Regions from separate parts of the Mus musculus genome. Here region 2 is linked to region 1. The links are chromatin loops, found by intact Hi-C in ENCODE. Cell type or tissue: heart. All regions are shown on one strand. Each heading gives the region's core, and the rest is flanking DNA. Links, peaks and the distances in the headings are about the cores only. Region 1 holds the start of Psme4 (proteasome (prosome, macropain) activator subunit 4). Region 2 has its middle 17 kb from the start of Gm8098.

Region 1 (8,488 bases), core at 181-8,180:
TTCACTTTGTTGCCTTCTAGTCCATTGCCACATGAAATGCAGCAGCCATCCACAAGTGACAAAAAGGACAGTGAGCTCCTGTTTTCCTATCTGTCCTACCACGAAACCCTGAAATCTCTATGAAACTGTAAGACAAAATAAATCTTTCCTCCCTTAAAGGATTTTTTTAAAAATATGTATCTTATATTTTTACATATCTTATGTTTTAAAACAATTTAGTATTCAACATTAGATATAGGCTTCTTAGTTATGGATAGCAGTAAATGATCATTAATGATATTTTAGCATATAAAAGGATATGTATATAAAAGTTGAACAAATTTTTATGTATTATTTGATTCTCAAAATACTCATTAATATGTTTGATGTATAAAATGCATTTAAATAACAAAAATTTAAGAAAGAAAAACAAACAAAAGAAGAGTCATTACAAATGAATCTCACTTAACAGAAAGCTGACAAATGGAAAAATGGTTTCTGAAGATGAGTTTATTGGAAAGCACTTCTCAATGTTCATTCATTCATTTATTCACGGTTGGGTAGTGTGCCTCACACTCTGTAAGACTATGGAAGGAAGACCACTACTCAGAATGTACTTCAGGGAGGACATACTTGCTTAGTTTGTGTGTGAGACCTGGAGTCTCAGAACCAGCACTGTGTGTGTGTGTGTGTGTGTGTGTTGGGGTGGGGCACAGGGTGTGGGGACATGGGCCACAACTAGGTGTACATTTCAGATACAATGGTATTCTACAATCATGCAGCAAAAACAGATAGTATGCCTGTCGAAAGAGACATTCAGGCTTCAGGCCATCTAATCCCACTGTTTATGGTTTACTGACTGCCTTTCTTGATGCCTCAATACAGGAGTTAATTATATATATTTAAAAGGCTTCATTTAGAAATCATATTTCTCACCAATTTTTTTGGTAGAGCTACTCCTTTGCTGGTGTGTCCTGAACAACAGCAACAACAATAATAAACGGGACACTAAGAGAAACTGCATGTTGGAGCATCTGAAAGGCAGAAATCTTTCACTGATATGTCTCACAAATCAAAAACACTTCTTAATCCTTTAAAAGAACAAAAAAAAAGTATTAGAAAAAGATTAATGCTACTTCTACTATATTGTTTAACCTATTTGTCTCGGTGTTTTCATTTTTAAAACAGAAGTAATTCCATGCTATACTTATTGCCCCTGAACTGAGTCTAATTTCTAAAAGGATAAAAGATGCTGTATGAAAAATCATTAATAAACCCTTTTTAGACTGGTGAGTTATTTTCTACCCAGCCTGATAACCTGACTTCAAGCCCTAAAATCCATATGGTAAATCTTTATTTATCTAACTTATTCGAGCATGTAATGGCACAAGTGCACATGTAGCAAGACATATATCAGCCTTTTAAAAGTGTTCTGCCATAAGGTTTGATTATAGTAAACCTTAGACAAAGTAATGGAGATAGAGGGGGAACTCAGAAGTAAAATCAATCACAAATTTTCCAACTCACTATGGCTTGATAATTGCTGGTAAGTGGTGTTCATTATGTTATTGTCCTCTTCTATATGTTCGATATTTTCCATAATAAAAATATTCAGAGTCAACAAGATGGATCCTCAGGCAAAAGCAATTTGGCAACAACCCTAAAGACCTGGCTTTGATCCCAGGAAGCCAAGCAGGAGAGAACTGTTCCTTAGAGTTGTCCTCTGACTACCCCTACACATAAATAATAATAATAATAATAATAATAATAACAATAACAAGAATAATAATAGAGTAAAAAATATTGAAAATGTGTAAGGCAAAAAGTTTTGCATTTAAAAAAATGAGAACCAAAAATGAGGTTCTGGCACAAAGAACCAATTAGCAAGTCAAAGGTAAACTTGCTATTTCTGAATGATTAACTGCTGGCTAGCATTTGGGAGGTTAAGGCAGGGGTCGGGAGTTAAGACCAGCAAGTTTGGAACAGTTCTAGGGCTACTAGAGATCCTGTCTCAAAAGCCAGCCAGCCATGGTGTCTCATGCTGGTAATTCCATCATCGGGAAGAGCAAATGGGTAGGGCCATCCTACGGATAGTTCCAGGCCAGCCAAGCCTACCTAAAACCTTACTGGGAGGGAGAGGGTATCATAACTCCTTTTTAAATATTTAATAAGTAGCAAAATGATATAACATCAGAGCAAAAATAGTTCCCAGGAAACACTCTCATTTCATTTACAAGCAAGCAAAAGGACATGATTAAATAAGTTTCTCATATCTTCAGAATTGGTGAGGAAAAAATGAAATCTACTCCATTTCTTCTAGAACATGGCAAACATGATTACTTCAGGATTATATAGATGTTAAGCACAACACTAGGCTTTTAAACTGGGGAGGGTGAGCACAACTATACACAAACATGTCACCCTAATTCGTCTTCGAGAAGAAAACACACACCCAAGACCACAGTGTGCCCTATCAAATTCAAAGTGTCACATGGCAACGCAATTCCAAGAATTAGTTTCCAGTATTTAACCACTATTCCAAAATTAAAGTCTACATGACAGCACTTGTTGCAGGTTATTTACAGAAAACAGGAGCCACCACCATTAAGCCATCTAAACAGCAATACTGCTCTACACATCAAGCATGGTAACTCCATTATTATTTCTTGGTAATACTTGTACTTTAGGCAAAACAGCAACAAAGCCTAGTGCTAATTTACCAAACTCATTAACCAGATATTGGAAAATAAACATTTAACTGTGCTTATAAATCCAAGCTGGATGTCTTCACAAATTGGCATATACATACACATATTATACACCAAAGAAAAGTTGCATATATTCCCTGAAAACAATATTCCTTGGCAAGTCTATCAAAGTGACTAACAAACTTCATTTTTACTGTGTTCAAGTTACACAAACACCTAAGGAGAACACACAAAGTAACTCAATTTTAATCCTTTAAAAAGAGGGTTTTCTTTGATTACATTGATCTCCACATTTATGGATCCTTAATACCATAAACTTCTTTATAATCCACTCAACAGAGCTGTTAATCGTGACCACTTTATGGTCACTCTAAGAAAGACAAATTAAGTGCTTTAGTTTTGCATCTTTTAAGTAAAAGAGCTCTTTTCACTCGGTTGAAGAGTACAAAAAACTTGTCAGAAGCCCCCCAATAATTAGCACATAAAAATTATCCCGAAGAGAGATACAGCCCACTATTGTATTATAAAACCCTGAGTCATCACCCAGCTCACTCAGCAGATTCTGGGGAACACAAATGACATGCCCTGTGCAATCACTTATCGGTAACCATATGCATAAACATAGTCTTACCAAATTATATGTAGCGTACCAAACAAAACAGCAAAAATCTTATATAATAAGTTCTGCCAAAGTAAAGGCGCGCATAGAGCAAATGACCTCTCCAAACTTTTTGCTCCATCATTACTTTTCCCCCGTTCTAATTCTAATGACGCTATAATTTGCGGCTAGTGCGTACGGAAAACAAAAGAACTAACCAACTCAAAACCACACAGTCTGGCCAACAAAGCCCGGGATCAACCTAACAGCGCTCTTCACTATTTGCCTTAGAATAAGCGAAGTCGTGACCGAGGAAATGTCACAACAGGAACATACACTTTTCCTAGAATTCTAAGACAACATTCTCAACGTCTACTCAATCCGAGAATGCGCTGACTGTCCATTTGAAACGAATCGTTTCAATTAAATCCAGGAAGCCAGAACAGCAACCCAGACCCCCAAGAAACATAGTAACACAGAAAAACACACCACACACACACACACACACACACAACCTCTTACTGTCCCTACTTCCTACGGTAAGAAGTGTAAAGTGGATCGACGAGGAAGGAAAAACAAAACAAAACAACAACAAAAACAAAAAACAAACAACAAACCCAAAAAAACCACAGAAGCAAGGACAGGAGTCGCTTCCCCAAAGACCGAAGCTCTCTATCCCGCAGCTCCAAGCGCAGAACCCCAGGGAGAACCAATGGGAGCCGCTCGTCCCTATGCCCGGGTACGCCTGTGGCTCCCCAGAGCCTGGCACGTCAAGAGAAAGGACCAGAACGCTGATCGTGAGAGGCGACCGACAGGACCCAGAAGTCCCACGGAAAGCAACGAGGAGACTGGGTCTCCCCGGACTCGGCCGCGCCCCTGGAATCCTGCACCAGGTCAGCGCCGTCTGGACAGAACAGAGTTGAGCAGCACCAGCAGCGCAGACAAAGAGCCCGGCCCGCCGACGGCTTCAGCCCACTTACGTGGAGAGTTTCCGCGTCCAGAAGAGGCCCCCGGGCCACAGCTCTTGGAGCTGCACGGCCCGGCCCAGGTTGCTCTTGATCTGTGCCAGCTGCAAGTCGGACTCGGCGTCCAGCCGCTCGGCATAGGGCAGAAGCTTGTTGTACACGATCTCCTTCTGCGGGACGAAGGCCCGCGGGCCCAGTACCGGCCGCCCGCCAGGCTCGGGGGGCTCCCCGCCGCCCGCCCGCTCCGGAGCCTCCATTAGCCCGGGGCCGCCCCCGGCCCGACCCCCGGCCCCGGCCCCCGCCCCGCTGCGGGCTCAGCCTCGTCCGCGTCGCCTCGCCCTCGGCCCGACCGCTGGGCCCCCCTCCCGCCCCGGCTGCCCGGCGCGCTGCTGGACCCCGCGCGGCACCCGGTTCGTTGGCGGTGGCAGCGGCTGCTCGGCCCGGACCCCTCCGGCTCTTCTGGTGACGCTGCAGCCGCAGCGCCGGGAGGTTCCGGACCGGCCTCAAGTCACTTCCGGGGCGGGGCCACGGAGGCGGGGAGGAGGTAACCTGGCTGCTTTCTTGCAGTCAGCCGAGTTTGGTGTCAGCGACTGGGGTTGCCACGCGAGGCTGCCGGCGAGAAACAAGAGACCCTACTCTGCTCCAGCAGGATCCAGAGACACGGAATCCGACTACCTCTCCACGCTCAGTATCCTCTCTTCTGGGCCAGTTTACGGAAGAGCAGCTTGTATCCCAGCCGGGGGCGGGAGTGTGGACAGCGAAGCAGTATGAGCACAAAGAGTTCTAGGCCAACCTCTGCTTCCTACTGGCAACAGGAGACACTATCTTTAAAAAAACGTGTATGGAAGAATCTGTATACACAATAGTACCCTGTGTTCCTCTGTCCTTTTACCCCCCACCTTTCTGATATTTCCCCGTCCACCCTCCAAAAAAGTTACTCAACAAATATACTTTGTGTGTCATCTTCTCATTTAAGGTCCCTATAGAAAGTTTAAGAACGCCTAGTTCTGCCCTTAAGGACGTAGAGGCCTTTCCTGGCAACAAACTAATAAATTACAAGATAATGCATTGGTAAATACTGGATAAGTACCGAGATACCTGGGAATTCTAAATGAAGGCATATCACCTTCATAGAAGTTATTTTTAAATTAATCTGTAAGGTTGATGGCAATGTTATTTCGATAAAGAAAGGAGGAAGAAATAATTATCAGCTGACAGAAAAGACTGAGGCTGCAAGCTTGCTTTCTGATAACTCAAGATTCAGGCTGGTTAAAGATTGCTTGCCAGAAGGGAGTGAATACATGTATTGAGACTAAGAAGTAAATGCTGGAGAATTGAGATTGATCTTAAAAATAACAAGAAATTTCTAAGAGAGGACATTGTAACATGCGCCTGTCATCCCAGCATTTGGAAACTCAAGAGCAGGAGGGTTGTAGCTTAAAGCCAACCTGAGCTAAACAAAAAAACGAAACAAAACAAACTAACTAACTAACTGAAAAAACAGACAAGGATTACCAGCTGGTCTATGAGTTCTACTAGTGGTTGGCCTCTTTCCTAAGCTGAGTTCCATCCCTAGATCTTCAAGAAAATATTTTACAAAAAAAGTCACCATCTCAAAAGAGAATGTCTAAAAAACAATAAGCCTAAGGGCAGCATAATAAAATTTACTTTTGTTTCTTTTAGTTTTTGTTTTTGGTTTTGTTTTTTTGTTTGTGGTTTTTTGTTTTGTTTTAGTTTTTTTGTTTTTGTTTTTGTTTTGAGACTGGATTTTACTCTGTAGCCATGGCTATTATGAAACTGCTATGTGTTAAGACCTGTGTCTAGCCACCCATTTTGTGCTGTTACTAATATTATAAGGAAACTTTCTCATGCCCGAGTTGATGGGGCATTCTGTGTTTTGGTGTTCTTGGAAACCAACCACAATATAAGTCAGTTAGAACTGCTTTGTATAGTTAGCAGCAATAACCTTGGACTGGAACCAACCACCAGACAGCACTTCTTGCACCTGTGTATGACCTTTTATGGTTTTTGCTTTTATAAGCTGCCCCTGGAATAGACCCCAACATAAAAGAGAGGCCTACACCAATAAAAGAAGCTATTTGGAATAAGACTTCCATTTTGAGTAGAGATTGAGTAAAGTTTAACTTCCCAAGACGGCCCAGGGAACTGACATCCTACTTGGCAGAAAGAGACATGTACATGGGTAACTAGCATCCTGGTTGGCAAGTTAAGACGTGAGTGTTGAAGTTAAGCAAGGCAAGTCCTCTATCACAGCTGAATACCTCAACCAATAGGAGCTGGATAAATGGACAGCAAAGATATGTTGCCAAGGAAATCCCCTATCCCTAAATACTGATTGGTAAACTAACTTGGCGGGTTTAAAAGCTTAAAAGCTCTGTAGGTGGGTGGGTAGATGGGTAGGAGAACACCCTCATAGAAGCAGGGGGAAGAAAAATGGGATAAGGGGTTTCCAGAGGGGAAACCTGGAAAGGAGATAACATTTGAAATTTAAATAAATAAAATATCCAATTTAAAAAAAAAATAACAAAGGGGATGGGGAGAAAGAAAAAAAGGAAGAGCTCTGTAGGATCTTGGCTCTTCTAAGTCTGGTCTATGACCCTGATCAATCATTCCTGGGTTGAATGATCAATAAACTATGCCTGTCTGACTAAAATCTGTATTTGTGTAGTTTGTGAGGTGACTCGTGGACTATAATACTATGTAAACCAAACTGGCCTTGAACCTTGGGCAACCCTGCAATTTCTGGTATGTACCACATGTAAGAAAATTTCACATTAAAATGTTTTATATTACATTCGTTTCTTTCTATGTGCTCATGCTGTGAATGACTTACAGGGATTGATTATTTGTAGTTGGTCTAATGTTGTTTGTATTTTTATGTTAATTTGGGCCCTCTAAAACTGTTTGCCCCAAAGACAAGTTAGTCTGTAGGTAAGACACTGAGGGTCCCTGCCCCGAGTTAATTCTGATTGGTAAATAAAGATGCCAGCAACCAATAACTGGGGAGAAGAGATGTAGGTGGGGTTTAGGTTTTCTGGGCTTGGGACCAAGAGGAAAAGGAAGGAGGAGAAGCAGAAAGGAGCCTCCATGGAATAAGAAGCATATACAGGAGGGAGAAGGTGAACCACAATGGAATAGCTGAGCCATAAAAAACATGGCCAGTGTGGACTGCATACTCCTGGGCCAGCAGGAGTGAGATCCTGTCTTAAAAAAATACAAACAGCAATAAGAAGGTAGGAGGTCTAAAAATGAGGCAGACTAAAGTCTTGTGCACTAGCCAAGTTTATTCAGAGCATTAGACAGTTTATACCTTGAATGTTAAGAGGAATCACAACAACAAGCCACATATGACAAAACCATGATTTTTTTTCCCATAGGGGACATGAGTAAGAACAGGTGAAGTAAACTCACTCCTATCCACTACACCTCAGAGGAACATGAAAACACATTTCAAGAACAATTCTGTTTTTAAGAAACTGAGGTCACAGACTTTTGTCTTGACTTCTTGGAGTTTTCTCACAAGCACTCAGAATTCTTAATTACTCCGTTCTTGGACTGTGTTCTGACAGTAGGTGCTTTGTTGTTTCCTTGTGTGTATGATACTGAGGACTGAGTGAGGTAAAGTGCTCCACCACCCAGCTACTGGTCTATATCTCCAGACCTTTTTACTGTCTATAAAGCAGCCTTCAAGTTGACCAGGCTGACCTTGGTAGCCCAGGTAGATTTTCTTTCTTGTTCCTTACTCTCTTACACATATGCTGTGAATATCTATGTCATGGTGTTCATGTAGAAGTGAGAAACAGCTTTTGGGGAGTTGGTTCTATCCTTTTACCTTTACGTGGATTCCAGGGATCCAACTTAGGTTTCCAAACTTGTATAGGGAAGACATTTATGCACACAAAATATTAGGTTTAATTGATGCATTTTTCAAACAAAATGTATGTTACTATTTTACCTCTTTTCAATACCTTTGCCCTTCTAGGACCCATCCCCCTTTCTGCTTTCAAGTCACATGTGCTCTGTTGCCTTTCTCTGCCTCTGTAAACCCTCTTTTCTCTATGTCATGACTTCCTTCCTAGTTTGTGACATAAAACCATACTCATAACCGTGCATGAATATATGAACACACACATACACAAGTACACACACGCACACACACATGAAAAGCTAGGCCCTGCTTGTGAATAGGAACATGTAGTATTTGACTAAGTCTGAAT
Region 2 (8,488 bases), core at 424-8,423, 520 kb after region 1:
CAGAATACAAGAGATAGAAGAGATAATCTCAGGTGCAGAAAATACCATAGAAAACACTGACACAACAGTCAAAGAAAATGCAAAAAGCTCCTAACCCAAAACATCCAGGAAATCTAGGACACAATGAGAAGACCAAACCTCAGGATAATAGGTAATAGAAGAGAGCAAAGATTCCCAATTTAAAGGACCAGTAAATATCTTCAACAAAATTGTAGAAGTAAACTTCCCTAACCTGAAGAAAGAGATGCCCACGAACATACAAGAAACCTACAGAACTCCAAATAGACTGGACCAGAAAAGAAATTTTTCCCATCGCATAATAATCAAAACACCAAATGCACAAAACAAAGAAAGAATATTAAAAGCAGTAAGGGAAAAAGGTCAGGGAACATATAAAGGCAGACCTATCAGAATTACACCAGACTTCTCACCAGAGACTATGAAAGCTAGAAGATCCTGGGAAGATGTCATATAGACCCTAAGAGAACACAAATGCCAGCCCAGGCTATTATACCCTGCAAAACTCTCAATTGCCATAGACAAAGAAAACAAGATATTCCATGACAGAACCAAATTTACACAATATCTTTCCACAAATCCAGCCCTACAAGGGATAATAGATGGAAAACTCCAACTCAAGGATGGAAACTACACCCTAGAAAAAGCAAGAAAGTAATCTTTGAACAAACCTAAAAGAAGATAGTCACACAAATATAATTCCACCTCTAGCAACAAAAATAATGGGAAGTAACAATCACTTTCCCTTAATATCTCTTAACATCAATGGACTCTATTCCTCAATAAAAAGACATAGACGACTAACAGACTGGATATGTAAACAGGACCCAACATCTTGCTGCATACAGAAAACCCACCTCAGTGACAAAGACAGACACTACCTCAGAGTAAAAGGTTGGAAAACAATTTTCCAAGCAAATGGTCCCAAGAAACAAGCTGGAGTAGCCACTCTAATAACGAATAAAATCAACTTTTAACCAAAAGTTATCAAAAAAAGATAAGGAAGGACACTTTATACTCAGCAAGAAAAAAATCTACCAAGAAGAACTCCCAGTTCTGAACATCTATGCTCCAAATGCAAGGGCACCCACATCATAGAAGAAACTTTACTAAAACTCAAAGCACAAATTGCACCCCACACAATAATAGTGGGAGACTTCAAAACCCCACTCTCAGCATAGACAGATCATGGAAACAGAAACTAAACAGAGACACAATGAAACGAGCAGGAGTTATGAACCAAATGGATCTAACATATTTATAGAACATTTCATCCTAAAGCAAAGGGAGTATGCCTACTTCTCAGCACCTCACAGTACCTTCTCCAAAATTGACTGTATAATTGCTTACAAAACAGGCCTCAACAAATACAAGAAGATTGAAATAATCCCATGCACCCTATCAGATCACCACAGAATAAGGCTGGTCTTAAATACCAACAAAAACAAGGGAAAGAACACATACACATGGAAGCTGAGCAACTCTCTACTCAAGGATAACTTGGTCAATGAAAAATTAAAGAAATTAAAGACTTTAGAATTTAATGAAAATGAAGACACATCATACCAAAATTTATGGGACACAATGAAAGCAGTAAGAGGAAAACTCATAGCTCTGAGTGCTTCCAAAAAGAAACTGGAGAGAGCTCACACTAGAAGATTGACAGCACACCTGAAAGCTCTAGAACAAAAAGAAGCAAATACACTATAGAAGAGTAGACAGCAGGAAATAATCAAACTCAGGGCTGCAATCAACCGAGTAGAAACAACAACAACAAAAAACTATCCAAAGAATCAACCAAACCGGGAGCTAGTTCTTTGAGAAAATCAACAAGATAGATAAACCCTTAGCCAGACTAACCAGAGGACACAGAGACATTATCCAAATTAATAAAATCAGAAATGAAAGGGGAAACACAACAAAGAAATACATCTTAATTATTCTGTTTGTTGAATATTAACAGTTGAAAATATTAAAATCATATTCTACAAACAACAAAAAAAGAAATGTGACATATAATACCTATTAACTTCTGGTTATTTTAGGATGTATGTTATAATCGCTATTCAACTTCAATATGAAGTTGAGCCTTGGACTTCACTGAAGAAATCATTTGTTAATAAATTCAAGATGGAAATGATTTCAGAAGAAAAAAATGATCACAGTCCATTATGTACATGTATGAAATGTCATGATGAAACCTATTGACACATGCTTATAAAAATGAAACCTATTAATAAATGCTAATAAAGATGGAAAATATTTTTTAAAAATGCAAAATTTAGTGAATGTAGGGAGAATCAGAACAGGGACTTCTTGTGAAAGCAATAAATGAGCTCTGTGGGATTTCAGATAAAGCAAACTCCTAAATTTCCTTGAAATATATAAGATGGTATGTGTGTGTGTGTGTGTAGAGTTAAACATGTAATAGAAATTTGATTCTAGGTAAATTACAATTTTTAATTATAATTTTATAGGGAGTTGGAATCTCTTACATATAGCTGCTTTCTCTGTGCCTTTAAAGTACTCTAAATCTTGTTGCTTTTGTTATTTTCAGTATCTTATGTATATTCCAAATATTCCTTATTAAAAAGCATTCCCACCCTATGTAACTGACTTGTACAGAAATTTATTGTTCCTAATTATTACTCCTTTTGGTCAATAAGTTGAATTTAGATATACTTTTAGAATAGATAAGCATATTTTTTTACAACATGGGAATATGGAAGCAGCTTCTATATTTGGGGCTGAGTGTGTGTGGTGGTGCTGGTCTTTGTGTGTTTGAGACAAGTAGCTCAAATAGCTTCATATGCTTTGCATATGTTTTTGCTCCTTTGTTTTTAGTTGGAAAATGCATTTTCTCTGGTACTGTTGCAGTTAGAAAGTGAATGGAGCTTACTGATGACCTCGCTTCTGTTGCTGTGTTTTGTCTTATTCTTGCCTTCCGGTTTGGATGATGTCCAAAGTGTCCTTGGATGATGGCGAATGATTTGTGATGGGAACTGTAATCTCTTACTTCCATTCACTGAATATACTGTTATCGGATCACCTCAGGCCCGCGGCTCCCTGCATTCCCTTCAACCCTACAAGATACCCCTCGTCTACTTGCTCTGTAATAGCATAAGATATTCTAGAGGTAAAAACTGTGGAATTTGCTTGTCTGTGTTGGGGGTCACAGGGAACAGGCTTGGAATGTTCCTTGCCCTTTGTGCAGTGTGAAAGCAAATGGAGCTACTGAAATCTGCAGTTGGCAGTGGCGTGGACAGGTGAGGGCCACATGGAAGTCATGCCATGGGGAGGCAGAGCAATAAGTTGGTTTATGAAATGCAAGCCAGTCAGATGTTCTTATGTTTCTTCAGCTGTTATCAGCCAGCTAGAAATAAGTGGAACTCGTTGGGACGGTAATCGACTTAGAGTAGTGCCTCAGATATCTATGAGAGGTGTATATTACAACATTTTTTAATGCTAGCTAATAGCTAATAGCTGTTGGTAAATTAGGGGACAAACTATCACAGACGCTATATAGTGTAGTACTGTAGAGTGCTAACCCTGGGCCATGCTGCCTGATGTTGGATTCCCAGCTGTACTCAACTGAACTTTGTAATCTTCATTAAGCCTTTCTGCCTCGGTTACTATCCTGCCTAGGTTTTATGTTAACTTGACACAATCTAGATTTCCTCTGAGAGGAGGGAACCTCAATTAGGAAATTGGCTCCATAAGATCACGTTATAGGCAAGCCTGTAAGGCATTTTTTAAATTAATGATTCATGGTGAGGGCCCAGCCCATTATGGATTGTGCTGTCCCTGGGCAGGTGATCCTGTGTTTTATAAGAAAGCAGGTGAGCAAACCGTGAGAAGCAAGCCAGTAAGCAGCACCCGTCCATGACCTCTCTGCATCAGCTTCTTTCTTTTGGTTCCTTTCTGGATTTGCTTAAATAATAAACAAGGATATGGAAGAGTAGGCAAAATATGCCATAGCATCCCAAGTCACTTTTGGTCATGGTGTTTCATTGCAGCAATAGTTAACTAAATTAATTACCTTTCTTATACGATGGTGTAAGACTTATACAGACCAGATAGGATTGTTGTTGGGACAAATAAGTTAATAGAAGTATTTAGACTAAGACCTTGTTTAGAAATGAGAACCTTTTTAAAACAAAGGGGAAAGCAGAACATACAATGGTTTAAGTACTATGTTCTCAACTATGTAGAAAATACAAAGGAAAATAAATAAGAACATATCCGATGCTTGGGACCAAGGGATGAGAGAAATACTTGGGATTTTTGTTTATCTCTATTTTTCTCTGCGTTCTAGTATTTTATAACAAATATGTAATTTTACAGATTGAAAAGTAAGCTTTTAAAGTGCCCATATCTCTTGCAAACAGAATGTTGACTGTAAGAGGCTCATACTCCTTCAAAGCTCAAGGCTTTCCACTTGGTGACAGCTAATTTCCTTTTCATTCGGCGGGCTTTTACAGTCCTACAGACACTTTCAGAGTAATGAAACTCAAAAAGGTTTTAAAACTTTATGTTTTTCTGCTAATTTAGACTGTTAGTGTAGCAGAAACAATTCGGACACAGTCATACGACTTCCATTTGTTTTGGTATTAGGCAAATTATGAAATTCAGTATGATCTTGAACCTGTAGAAGAGCTTTGAAAGGGAGAGATGCCAGATCTTCATCTACTGGCCATCACAGTATCAAGACAGCCTGAATGCATCATTTCCCAGGGTCTGGCACATTATGAGTACTTATTAATGATATCACTACCCTCACCGCCCTAATGTTTTTCTCTGCCACTAAAGCTATGCAAAGAAACTTGAACACTCTAAAATTCGCTGTTAAGCATGCCAATGTCTTCTCTAAACCACAGTGGGTTCTCTTCTGCTATCTTCTTGTCCTCCATATATCTCTCTATACATGTGGTTTTGTTGTCACATCCTGCTAGTATGCCTTTTTATGGATGCCCAGTCCATTGAGACTCATGTCTGTGAAGGTGGTGACATGGAACAGCAAACAGTACCAGAGTCGGAAACAGACAGGCCGCATTAGTGCAGTTCTTACTCATGCCACATGGCTGTCAGAGGATGGCAGGGTTTCTGTTATCTGTATTCTCAGTCAGCAACTCTTGCTGACAGATGTACAAAGTTAGACTACTTGGTCAAAACAAGGCATGAACCCAGCCCTTCAAGGAGAGCAGGCAGCAATAAACCTAAAGAAACTGGATATATGTGTGCTTTAGAAACTGCTAACAAGATGTGTCAATAATACGATGTAACTGAGCATTTCCCATTACGTTCCTTGAAACACTAGCTTTTCAGTATGTTAACATTCTCATATATAAAAAGGCTATTTCATTAGAAAATAATTGTGAGTGTGGGCTGAATAAAATGTAATGTTTCTTGAATGAAGGACTTTACAGAGACTGTTGCATTTTAACAGGAAGAGTCACATACAATGTTTCCTAAACTTACCTGACATTGGAATTATTGGTTATTTTACCATAGCCTATCCTAGGCATTAAGTTTATAAAATATATACAATAGTCTCTTCTCATATAAAGCACAAGTATTAGAAATATATTTTAATATTACTTGCCTTGGGAAGAAACTTTGGTTTTGCTGTTAGAACAGTTGACTGTTTGAAGAGACTAATTTGTTCTATTACAAAATAGACTCTAGACAGGGTTATTAAATTGTGGGAAGGCAAATATGGGTCAGTACATATTCATGTGTGTGCAGATACAGATGCACATGTGTGTATGTGCTTGTAGAGGCCAGAGGCTGATGTTAGGTTTCTTCCTAAACTGTTCCTTATTCTTTTCGGAGCTCACTGATATAGCTAGGCCAGCTGGTCAGCAGGCCCAAGGATCCCTAGCCCTGAAATTATAAATGCAAACGTCCATGCCTGCCTCTTAGGTGGGTGTCAGGGATCTGAATTCAAGGTCCTCATGCAGGCATGGCAAGTACTTTACCAACTGAGCCATTCCCCAGTCCCCATGTTAATGAAAACTTAGTCATAATTGGTTATGTCTGTATAGCCCCCCATTTGATGGTATTTCTGTTCTAAACTTACCATTGTCAGGAAAAAGGTAAACAAAATCATGACGACCATGATTATACTAGGAGAATTGGATTTAACACTTAGCCCAACACATAATTTAAATGCTTCTTCTTTTTTTTTTTTTTTTTTTTGTTCTCTCTGACTTTGTAACAACTTTTCTAGAAATTTTAAAATGAGGGTGCTGATTAGCTGGGAATACAACTTAAAATTGTCAAGAAGTTATTTCTCCACCAAGAAGTTTTGGATTTTATGTTTGTATAAATAAGAAATCTCAGTGGGAGTTTTCACTATGTGGCTATAAACCTCACGTAATAAAATTATATTTATAAGTAGTTCTGCCTGATTTGTAAATTTGCCTGAGCAAAACCAAGTAATCACCAACTCTGTAGACCTTTGACCTTGTGCCACCCCTCCCCCCTTTCCTTCTAACCATAAATTCAATATCTGCTAGAAATTATATACAATCTAGACTGAGAATTCAGGTGTTTTGCTTTGTTTTTTTCCCTTGAGAGTAGAGACGGAGGGTGGGCAATTGCTGTTTCTTGACCACAAGAACATCTTTAGCTCTCCCAGTTAACTCACCTTTCTTCCAAATTTTTTTCTTCCGTTTTCCATGGAAGTGTGAATATCTCATCTTCAAAGGCAGCAGAGGAAACCTTGAGAGCCACAGTTCCTAGTCTTGTCCTTTTTGTTGATTTTAGTATTGCAGGAAAAATGTGACACTCCACAAAATCCAGCATTAAAGAACATGTTTTACCTGACCTAGGCTAAAGTTTACAAGTGAAGGAAACACGTGAGAACACTCTTTTTTTTGCTACAGAACTGGTCAGAATCATGTTTTCCAGGGGAGGGGGGGGGTAGAATTTTGTTCAGTGAAAAAATTGTGTCTGCTGCTGTGTGTGTGTGTGCATGTGTCTGTCTGTCTGTCTGTCTATCTGTCTCTGTGTGTCTGTGTATGTATGCATTTGGAGACCAGAAGTCGACCTTAGGTGTCTTTCTTAATAGACTGTCCACTTTAATTTTTTAGGTAGGGTCTCATATTGAACCTGGAGCTCACTGACTGGCTAGGCTAACTGGCAAGGAACAGCTTCTGGGATCCTCATGCTGTTCTCCTCGCACAGTAATAATGGCACACAGGCTGCTGCACTGCACTCTTTATAGAGGTGCTGGGGATTGAATTCAGGCCTTCATGCCTGTACTTCAAGCACTTTGCTGATGGAGCCACTTTTCCAGCCCAGCTTGTTTGACTTTTGTTTCAGGGACTTATGTGTAACACAAGCTATCCTCAGACTCATAGGTCTCCTGCTTTGGCACCTTCACCCTGTGGTGTTGGCATCATCAGCATGACTAATGTAGGCATGTTGATGGAGAGTTATTTCCTCACTTTTAAGACCTTGGGATGAGGTTTCTTCATGACTGTCCTATGGATCAGCTGGAATATTAACTGTTAGGACGTTCTGTGGAAGACTAGCATTTTTCTCAGTGCAAGCTGCAGATCAAGGTCAAAAAAGAATTGTAGGGAAGACATAGAAGTGGAAATTCAAGGGGTAGGCATCATCCTGTAGATGTTAATCTGCCCATGCCATTGTATCAAGGAGAAAAGCTCAAGGCAGCTGAAGTCTCATAGCCTAACACAGTGTAAGGGCTACAAGTCAATGTCCTTCATCAATGGGAGGAGAGGCCCTTGGTCCTGTGAAGGCTCTATGCCCCAGTGTAGCAGAATGCCAGGGCCAGGAAGCAGGAGTGGGTGGGTTGGTGAGCAGGGGATGTGGGGAGGGGATAGGGGATGAGATTTTTGGAGGGGAAACTAGGAATAGGGTTAACATTTGAAATGTAAATAAAGAAAATATCCAATAAAAAAAAGTTAGTGTCCTATGACTGCTACAGTGCTGGCTCTGATAGGCATGTCCCTCGACTTGTTAGGGCCACTTGTGTTACGTTTTAAAATTAAATAGATGGGGTGAGCCTCCTAAGTGTGCTCATGTCTTCTGCTTCCATGCCATTAAGTCAGTGTTAATGGTTAAGCATTACTAACTGTGCCAAAACAATACCAAAGGCAAGAGAAGCCCAAGAGAATGGCATGGACAAATGGCTGAGCAATTGAAAGCACTGATTGCTCTTCCAGAGGAAGCCGAGTTCATTCCCAGCACTTCCCTGGCAGCCCACGTGTATGTGTATAATATACACACACATGTAACGCACATGCCCGCGTGCGTGTGTACACACACACACACACACACACACGCACGCACATCGGGGCGGGGGAGGAGAGCCCGTTATATCTGAAAGTTAAAGCACAAGCAGCATATGATGCTTTTATCTTACAGACAGTAACAGATAACTCTGGACTGGCTTTCCAGGCCAGGCTGAAGGGAGATGAAGGTCATTCCATATTAGGAAAGT

Evidence for each region. Peaks named below come from ENCODE experiments on the same cell type or tissue, not always from the same donor. Only the 100,000 strongest peaks of a DNase experiment are listed, where the experiment ranks them.
Region 2: a loop joins it to region 1, with 2.0 times the contacts of the local background. A loop is called at or near these places in 5 of 42 quality-filtered maps.

What each region holds. Positions count from the first base shown.
Region 1 is chr11:30,768,002-30,776,489 of GRCm38, reverse strand. Psme4 (proteasome (prosome, macropain) activator subunit 4) reads right to left here and starts at 4,715. Exons shown (of 47, transcript NM_134013.3): 1 at 4,266-4,715. The coding sequence starts at 4,507. In heart, for the core only: no CTCF peak of the experiment used is centred there; DNase peaks (open chromatin) are centred at 4,179 and 4,779; H3K4me3 peaks cover 2,983 bases; H3K27ac peaks cover 2,499 bases.
Region 2 is chr11:30,246,237-30,254,724 of GRCm38, reverse strand. It overlaps a transcript of Sptbn1 not described here. Among named protein-coding and RNA genes, the nearest start is that of Gm8098, 17 kb to the left of the region's middle. In heart, for the core only: a CTCF peak has its summit at 5,089; no DNase peak of the experiment used is centred there; H3K27ac peaks cover 1,932 bases.